Regions from separate parts of the Homo sapiens genome. Here region 2 is linked to region 1. The links are chromatin loops, found by intact Hi-C in ENCODE. Cell type or tissue: transverse colon. All regions are shown on one strand.

Region 1 (5,000 bases):
CAAGACACATTCATTATCAGTAACATGTATTAGCAGACAAAGGCGCCAGATACTACCCAAGCATTCATGAGATGGAGACACCCCTGCACTAATGACAAATATTAAATGAATTATCAAAATACACTCTTATGAATGCTCTAACAAGAATATCTTTAAAACGCTTCTGAGAAAGGAGAGAAACACAGGCCAGGAGAATAGGCAAAAGCTTCACAGATGTAATAAATAAATGGGATAATATCTGGGAAAGTATTTTTCAAACAATAAAGATTTATACCATGTAAGAAATTATACTTGTTACTATAAATTCCTCCATCACAGTTCTCAATAATTTGGACATTTTTGGCATGTAACTTTGTACATGTAAGTATTCAAAATATTTCATGGACTGCCAAGGCTCATCATCTTTTTAAACTTTTCTTTTTGAGGAAAAAAATTTACTCAAAAGTAAATATCTCACCCATAAGTGAAAAAAAAATGCAGTTAATATTTTATCAATGCTAGTTTCTGCACAATTCATTGCCTGACCAACAAATCTTTTTTAAAACATATTATCTGATAGGCAAAATAATAGTTTTACAATGATGTCTACATTCTAATTCCCTGAACCTGTGAATATGTGATTTAAATGGCAAAGAATAATTAAGCAGATAAAGTTAAGATTGCTATTTCACTGATTTTGAGATGGAGACATTACTTTGTATTATCTGGATGGGTTCAGTGTAATCACCTGGGCTCCTTATGTGGAAGAGGGAAGCAGAAATGTCAGTATCAGAATCATGCAATGTGAGAAAGACTTGAAAAGCCATTGCTGGCTTTGAAAATAGAGGAAGGGGCCAGAGGCCAGACAGCTGGTCTCTAGAAGCTGGAAAGGCAAAAAAGTGGATACTCCTTTAGAGCTTTCAAAAAAGGAAAACAGCTCTGCCTGATTTTAGCTCAGTGAGACCCATTCGTGACTTTTGGCCTTCAGTACTGTAAAGCTACTAAATTCATATTGTTTTAAGCCACTAAGTTTGTGGTAATTTGCTACAATAGCAATAGATAAGTACTAGAGTTAACACTGATTTCATTAGGAAAACAAGTCCCATGAACATTTTATGGAAAACTCTGGCCACTGCTATTCTATTTTTATAGAAAACTCTGGCCACTATTATAGAAAACTCTGGCCACGGCTATTATGCTTTACATTACTGCAATTTATCACAAATACAGTGGCATAAAAGAATGTCTATTTATCTCACAGTCCTGTAAGTCAGAAATACAGACACACTTCACTAGGTTCTATTATTAGGCTCTTACATGGCTAAAATCAAGGTATTGGCCAGCCTGGGCTTTTATCTGGAGGCTCTGGAACTCTTCTTCCAGGGCAATTCTGCTTGTGAGTAGATTCAATCCCTTGCAGCTGTAGGCTGAGATCTCCATTTCTTTGTTGGTCACCAAATGGGGGCCTCTCTCAGGTCCTATAGCTGCTTGCATTCCTTCTCATGTGGCCTGCTTTCAGCCAGCTATAGTGCAGTGAATCCTTCTCCTGCATGAAATCTCTTTGACTTCCTCTTCTGCCATCAGCTGAAGAAAGAGCTCTGTCTTTATGGCTTCCTGTGATTATATCAGACCCACCTGGATAATATCTGTATCTTAGGGTCACATGACATAAGCATGGGTGTGATACTTCACCACATTCACAGGTTCTGGGGATCAAGTGGGAAATATTTGGGGGACATTTAAAAGAGTCTGACTATCACATTTATTTAATTGCATTCTTTTTAACATATTAGAATACTTAATGAATTTATTTATATGACTGGCTTACACATTGCCCTGTATTCTGATGTATTTCTTTTATGGAGACATTTTTCCAATAAAAGATAAGAGGCTTCTACGCACATAAATATACTATTTTCATTCCTTCATTGGCATTATGTTAGAAGCTAAAGATATAAAGTATTGTCAGGAATAGGTCTAATGGAACAATATTCTGAAGAACTAGAACAAGTGTAGACAAATTTGAAGAATGTAAAAAACATGAAACCCAGTGATATGGACATAAGACTTATTTGGATAATTTAAAGGCTGTGTGACCTAAGGATAAGAATCCTTAACATTGAATTATGTTGAGTCATTTCTGAATAAATTCAAAATTTATTCAGCAAATAACAATTATGTGCTAGAATGAAGAGAAAAACGATTAGTCTACTTACCCAAAGGGGTTTTTGAGGGTGAAATGAAATAATTTATGTCAAACTGTTTATAAAGCTGTGAAATGCTATTCAAATATGTATTAATAAAATTATTAGTACAGGTTCCTATTTGCTATCTATTATGTTTACATCATCAAGCAGAGTGCCAATCATATAATGCATGCTCAGTGAAAACAAGGATCCTAACCATCATCAATAAGAATATATGTGCATTACATTTCATTCCTCTTTTAATTATCACAATTTTCTATAGGAGGCCAAAATAATTTCCTGTGTCACTTCTTTATTCACCCATCTTATGCTTGGTTTGCTGTAAAGGGATTTAGTTTTACATTTGCTCAACTGCTTCCTGGTAAGGAAACCTTCCTGGCAGGAGAGGTGATGCAAGGTCTGACAAAAAAGGCAGATGAAACAACACCTCTCATGAGAAATGGCTGCTTTTGTCATAATCAACTAATTAAGTTCCCCGTAGCAGCTAAAAATCAACTAAAAATGGATTAAAGTCTTAAACCTAGGACCTGAAACCACAAAACTCCTAAAGAAAACATAGAGAAAAAGCTCCTTGATATTGATCTTGGCAATAAAATCAGAAGCACAAGCCACAAAAATAAAAACAGACAAATGGAACTACATCAAACTGAACAACTTCTGCAAAGCAAAGGAAAAAAATCAACAAAATGAAGAGGCAACCTAAAAAGTGAAAGAAAATATTTGCAAATCATATCATTAACCGTAATAAGGGGCTAATATCCAAAATATGAAAGAAACTCATACAACTCAATGGTGAAAAAACATAACCTGATTAAACAATGGGCAAAAGACTTGGATAGACATTTTCCCAAAGAAGACGTGCAAATGGCCAATAGACAGATGAAAGATGCTCAACATCACTAATCACCAGGGCAATGCAAATCAAAACCACAATGAGATATGACCTCACACCTGTTAGGTTTTGGCTATTGATGTGGTTTGGCTCTGTGTCCCCACCCAAATCTACCTTGAATTGTGATCCCAATAATCCCCATGTGTCAAGGGTGGGACCAGGTGGAAGAGAAGAGCCTGCAGGTGGATGACAATTCCCTCCATATCTTCAACTCATAGGGGTTCCATAGTCTCATTCTAGGTTGTGCTTGGCTTTCAGCAATTTACTGAACATTTTACCTGATTCTTCCCAGCTTTTATGATACTCTGGGTCTGCCCTAGGTAAGCCAGTGTTTACATCCCATCTGACCAAGGTGGCCTTACTATTCTCTTCAGCTTGACAAAACTTTAGATTGCTTTCTTCTTGACTGGGCCTCTGACCTCTCTTTTCTTAGGACGTTTACTCCAAATTACTTGTAATTGTAAATTCTTTCTCTGTCTCTTTGAAGTGTAACACTTTTTAAAAGCATATTGCCAGTTTTATAACCCAGGAATATTATTTCTCAAGGACCTGGGAGCCCTCCCTTTGAATAATAATCATCAAGGAAGATAGTAGCACTCCTAACTCCCAGCCGGGGTGGGAGGGTGGGGAGTAACTTCAGTGGATGCCATTATTTCAAGTTGCAAACTACCTTCTGTTATAAGGATTTGAGAAGTTAGTGTTTCCTTCAGATGAAATCAATTAGCAAACATGATAGCCTATGACTTTTCTACTTGCTTATTCCAGCACTTAGAAACCCTCCTGCCCTCTATTTCAGTGCAGTTGAGTTTGGGCTTAGACTTTGATTCTCTTCTGTTGTAATAGCCTCAATTATAGTCTTCCTTCCCTTTTTAACATTGTCTGCTGCAATTTTTTGGTTTGACAATGTCTTTTTAGAAGATCCAGTCTTTCCTTGGATTTTAGGCCAGTTGGGTTGCCCTGCAAACCTCAGCTCTCTGATTGGTACAGAAAAAGTTATTATTTGACAAATTTTACTGATCTTTGTTGTCATCGTCATGGTGGAAATGATACTCTTTCTAGCTTCCTGCACCTTAAGAGGGAACTTAAGAGGTGACTTAACCAAAAGAAGACATTTTATTTTCATCAAATCCTTTTTTGTTTTTAATTTAACATATGTTCTGCAATCTAGGCAATGCATTCAAATATTAAAACATATAACATTTATAAATAAATAAATGTAATTAGATTAGGGATTCATTATCAAGTAAATGAATCCTTAAAAAGGAAGCAAAATCCAAAGTAGTATAATCACTGGAAAATACATCAGAGAAGTTATATTCAGCCACGCTTTGGGAAATTTATCAGTAAAAGTCTATTTTCATTGTCTTATTGATATACTGTAATTGTACTCACAGAAGAAACAAATGAAGAACTTGATGTAATGTTTGAAATGTTTTCTTTCAGACATTGTGTAACAGGAACGATGAGAGTAGAAAAGTTGACAATATGAGCCTCCTTATTGTTCCGGATTTCTGCCCAGAAGCATTTAAGTCCAGCCTTGCATGGATCTGAGATAAGAAAAGTGATTAACATTCAGGGAGGATGAAAATAGGCTCAAATTTTAAAAATTAACTTAAAAAAATAAAGAAAATGACAAAGAAAAATAAAAATAGTTTTAAAATATTGGACATGGAAGACAGGCAAAGAAGCAACAATTTTCGTATTACTGGAGTCTCTGAAGAAGAAAAACAAAACAATGGACCAGAGACCATATTTTGAACTCTGATCCAAGCCAGAAGTACATAAAGACATTGAAAAGGTTTTCAAGGAACCAGGGAAAATTAGACCAGAATAATTATCCCTGAAACATATCCTAGTAGAACTGTTACAGTTCAAAGACAAAGGCAAAATTATCAAGACCTTCAGAAAAATAAATTACAAAT
Region 2 (5,000 bases), 240 kb before region 1:
TACAGGCTCACGTTTATGTTTCTCTAAGCAAGGCTCTTAATTTTTGACTCCCTATCCACCTCAGGTTAATCTTCAAAATCCCATTCCTGCCTTTTATTTTGTTCTATACGAAACTGTTCTACATATCTGTGGATTAATGTTGTGGCTTCATAGCGACAAACATATCATAAAAATGTTAAAATACGTGGCTTGCTTAATACTTCTCAGTAATTTCCTTTGTTCCTATTTATTTGACATGTGATTCATATATTTATGTAATCATTTAATAGATGTCTACTTGAAAAGTGCTCTATGCAAAGCACTGGGGGAAGCGCTAGCAGAAAATGTAGACTCTTCTCTGAAAATGCTCAGCATAATGTTGGGAATGTAAAATTATTAAATCCAAATATAATTGACAATAGCAGCATGACCTGTGAAGAACGCAAATGAGATTGGAGGAGGAAGACTTGAATCATTTTCCTGGATTGAAGAGTAAATTACTGCGTGACATTTGGCAAGTAACTTCACCTTTCTCAGCCGTAGTTTCTTATTTGTAATCCGGGATTTGAATTATACAGCACAAAATTAAATTTCCAATGTATACAGGTCTCTGTAAATTTAGGAAATTAAAATTTAAGCAATGAAATGTTTATCAATCTGTCAAATATTAAAGGAATAAAAATTATAACTTGGCAAATTTCTTTGGAAATGGACATTCTTATAAACTGCAAGCAGATATGTAAATTGGTACAACCTACTTACAAGGCATAAAAATTTGAGCTGAGCATCTAATTCTTAGTTGCAAAAATTTTCATTACAGCCACATTTTAAAAATAGCTAACTGCATAAATATCTAAAATTAAGAAAGTAGATTAGTGTTTCATGGTCCATTTTAACCATTAATTCTATTTCTGGAAGCTATTTAAAGTCCCTACAATGTATCAGACTCAGTTTTAAGTGATGTATATGTATAACTCAATTTAATAGGCACTATTAGTACAGCCACATTGCAGATGAGGTAATAGTTAAACAATTAGCTAGTGCCCGGCTAAAAATAATAGGGTCGGGATTGAATTGAGACAACTTAACTCCACAGCCCAAGCTCTTAGGCACTGTACCAAGTTCCATTATACCATGCCATGAATGGTATGAATCCAAGGTAAAATATACTTGAAATAATTCAGAAATAATAGATGAGAACTGATGAGTATGTGACGGTGGTATATTCTTACCATGATGTACCACTTATAATGGTAGTAAAAATGGAAAGGGAAAAATAGCCTGATATATGTGTGGCAAGCATTGTGGAGAATCAAATTGAATGTTGAGGGAAATAAAATAAGTTAATGGGGTTAATCAATAAGGAGATCAATAATTAAAATAATAATGCAACTACTACTTATTAGGAACTTACTATATTTCAAATGCCATGCTGGTCATTTAATACACCATCTTACAAATTAATAAGATTTGATTAGTAGAGATAATTATGTTGGATTTCATTTTAAACTCCTGGGGTTTGAGGTGCCCAAGGGGCACCCTATTGAGATATTTATAGGGAGTGAAGATGGAAGTGAATGATGCAGAATAAATCAGAGAAGATGCTAGGAGGAGGTTCTTCTCAAGAGACATAGGAGTCTTAGAAAGCATAGGGCTAAATTGGTATCTACGTATCATATAGTGTGTGTGTCTCTTCACTGTTATCAGCATTAATTCTATAAGATGCAGAACTCACACTCATCCAAAAGAAATCAGTTCTTTTGTGTGTGTGTGTAACTGATCTAATTTTTCTTATTAGCCCTTACCTACTATGTGGTAACAAAACAAATACACAAATAGGTAAACTAACTTTAAACACTCTCTATTATCTGAACTGTCTCGGTGTACATTACTTTTCAAAATTAAGATAAAAGTAGAAGAAACAGTATAAACCCTAATTACCAATCACATAATTTAATAATCAGTAGCATTTGGCAAGTTAGTTTTTCCTTTTTTCTTACTCTATTTTTAGAAAGTTAATCACAAACGTCATTCCATTTTACCTCCTAAATACTTTATATGTATCTCTAAAAATCAGATTTTTTCTTTATATATTTTCTATGATTATTGTACCTTAAAAAGTAACAATATTTTAATACCACTTAATATACAGTCTTTTTTATTTATTTATTTATTTTTTTTGAGACGGAGTCTCGCTCTGTCGCCCAGACTGGAGTGCAGTAGCACAATCTCGGCTCACTATGCAGTCTATTTTTTAAATCCTCTAATTGTCCCCAATGTGTGTTTGTATGACTTTGTTCAAAGCAGGATCAAATCAAAGACATCAACTGAATTTTGTTAAGCCTGTAAGGTTTTTTGAAATTTAGAAGTGTCCTACGTTTTTCTTTTGATATACCATTGATTGACCTGCTGAAGACACCAGGCGGATTATCCTGTAGAATAACCCAACGTTTGGGTTAAACTCTTTCAGAGAGAATACGTTGGATGATGCTGGGTGCTTCCTACCGCATTATGTTAGAAGGCACATGACTTCCAGTTTTCCCACTGTTCGTGATGCTAAGGTGGATTACTATGTTACAGAGTTTGTGCAGCCTCTCCGGGCGGTGCTCCTCCGCTTCGCGCCGCTACGTGGGCCTGCCGCGCTGCTGCTCTGGACCTTGCCCCTGCCCCTGCTCAGCTCCATCGCCTTCACCATCGTGGCGATGCCCAGGATGGCGGCAGCAGGCCCCCCGCAGGATGGCTGCCAGAGCCTCGTGGAGTACGTAGGAGGAAGAGCAGCCGCTGCCATGCTCTTCTGTGGCTGTATCATGCTGGTGACCTGTTTCATCCTCACCTTCTTTGCCCTCTGTGCACCCCTGACGCTAGTCCTCCTAAGAGTGAGTTGGAGGCCTCCCTACCCTGGCTGCTGTGTTGCAGGTCATCTCCCTGGTAATCAACCCTGTGAAGTATACCCATACCTTCAATCTTCATGCCAACCCCGCCGTCACATCACATGTGTCACTGGACCCGTGGCTTCCCGTGGGTGGCCACAATTATCCTGATTGGCTGTCCTTTCTCCTTCTGCTGCGGCCCGAAGGGCGAAGACAACCTCCTGGGAGGCGCCAAGCCCAGGTACTTCCACATCCGCCTGGCTGGGGAGGAGACCCGGAGAAGACGCTGCCGAGAAGGACTCCAGAGGAGGAGGCTGTTTCCCTAGGCGACTTCCAACCTGTTTTTTGGCAGTGTTCACATTATTAAATTAGTAGAAAACGCTACAATAATTTGGGAGAAAATATTGTGTTATAATTTCATATTCACCTTTTATATATGTTTTTTGGAGTTGACATGTTTGCTTTCACTAACCTTATATCTATCCATAACAGTTATATTACATTTATAAGAGAATATAAACATGAAACTTATCACTTTATACAGTAAAAATGAAAAAGCCTCCAAGACTTAATAATCTGATCAAGTTTTTGTTATTTCCAGATAGAATGGACTGTATCTATTAAGGGCTAAGGAGAAGAGAGAGATATTAGTAAAAAAATTGTCATTGATCAAATATTCTATAAAGAAATGCAAAACAAAAATTTTTTGTGAGCCTTCAATTGTTTAAAGATGCAAAATAGTTTCCTAAATACATATAATTTGTGAGAATTTCTCATTAATATCTTGAATAATTAATTGGTTTTGCTAAGCTTCATGTTGACTTTACATGCCATTTAGGAAATGATTGTCTCATGGCCAAAACATGTTGCAGTGGTAAGGCCTTCTTAAGCAGTAAAATGTTTAGATGAAGTTTTCTCGTTTAAAATTCTTAAAGGGTGAGGGTGTGGGAAAATGCTATATTAATAAATAAATAAATCTGCACTGTTTCGTGTCTATATGTTCAGAACCAAAGTAGACTGGGTTGAAAGATGTACTGGGTCTAATTCATCATGACTCATAGTCCTGATTAGGTTGTGTAGTGAAGCATTAGAAGGGCCATTCCTATCACAGGAGTGCTATTAAAACAGCCTAAGAGGAAGAAACAGCTTGTGTTTTTTTTTTTTTTTCCCTCAGGCCTAACTGGGTTGTAGTCACATAGACACAGCTTCTGGTAGATTGCAACTGCAAGCAGACACCTACATATAGTTAAAAATCTGGTCTTTTTTGGTAAAGAGATGTAAAATGTCTGATGTAAACCATGCAACAGGGATGTGAGTTTCTCTGAAAGGCATATGTATGATATATCGGATTGATTATTACTATTTTTTACCATTTGTACTTACATAATGAAAACGAACTCATTTTATAAATCAAAGTATTATTTTGTAAGTTGTAGAATAAGCAATTGAAATTTTAATTATGACTTTTTCCCCATAAATGAGGTATTCTAAAAAAAGAGTTTGTATAGTTACATTTCCCCTTGCAACCAGATATTTTATGGGTTCATGTTTTGCATTCATGCAGTTATCCCGCTCTCTCTCATCATTTCACTTAATAGTTTCAATGTCCACTGTTGATCTTTGCTTGAATAAGTTATTTTATTAGGGTTGCAAGACTCAATCTCTTTTGGATAAATATTCAGTCTTTCAAACATTTCACACCTCACAAAAATATGCACGTTTTTTTCCCCCAAATTGATAGTTAGGTGCATGAGAGAGTTTACCATGTGCTTGAAGAAAAAAAAAATAGAGGTCCTCAAATCCATATAGAAACTTCTAGATTCTCTTAACTATGGGTATTCTTCAACTTCTGATCCATTCTCTTTTGTCTCAGACAGGACCTGGTGCTGCTACCTATCTGATTTTGTATCTCTGGGTTCTTGTTGGTGCTACATGACTTCTGCTTATCATCTACCACCTTCCCCCTATTGTCCATGGCTTAAGCTGTCCATGACAACACATTGCCATGAAGTTTCCTCATTCTGTGCTAAGATGTGTACTCCATGGAAGGACAAATGTTATTAAAACTGCTGAAACATGTACACCAGACCCCCGTGAAATCACAGGATTCTTGAGTCTCTTGTACATAAAGCAAGTATGGTTTGGGAAATA

Evidence for each region. A loop is a pair of places that touch in the nucleus more often than their neighbours do. Peaks named below come from ENCODE experiments on the same cell type or tissue, not always from the same donor. Only the 100,000 strongest peaks of a DNase experiment are listed, where the experiment ranks them.
Region 2: it touches region 1 in a loop (5-fold over the local background); 1 of 110 quality-filtered maps calls a loop at or near these places.

What each region holds. Positions count from the first base shown.
Region 1 is chr3:191,712,078-191,717,077 of GRCh38, reverse strand. No RefSeq gene overlaps it. Among named protein-coding and RNA genes, the nearest start is that of PYDC2, 250 kb to the right of the region's middle. In transverse colon, no CTCF peak of the experiment used is centred here; no DNase peak of the experiment used is centred here.
Region 2 is chr3:191,950,456-191,955,455 of GRCh38, reverse strand. It overlaps the pseudogene LOC100129725. Among named protein-coding and RNA genes, the nearest start is that of FGF12-AS1, 290 kb to the left of the region's middle. In transverse colon, no CTCF peak of the experiment used is centred here; a DNase peak (open chromatin) is centred at 2,925.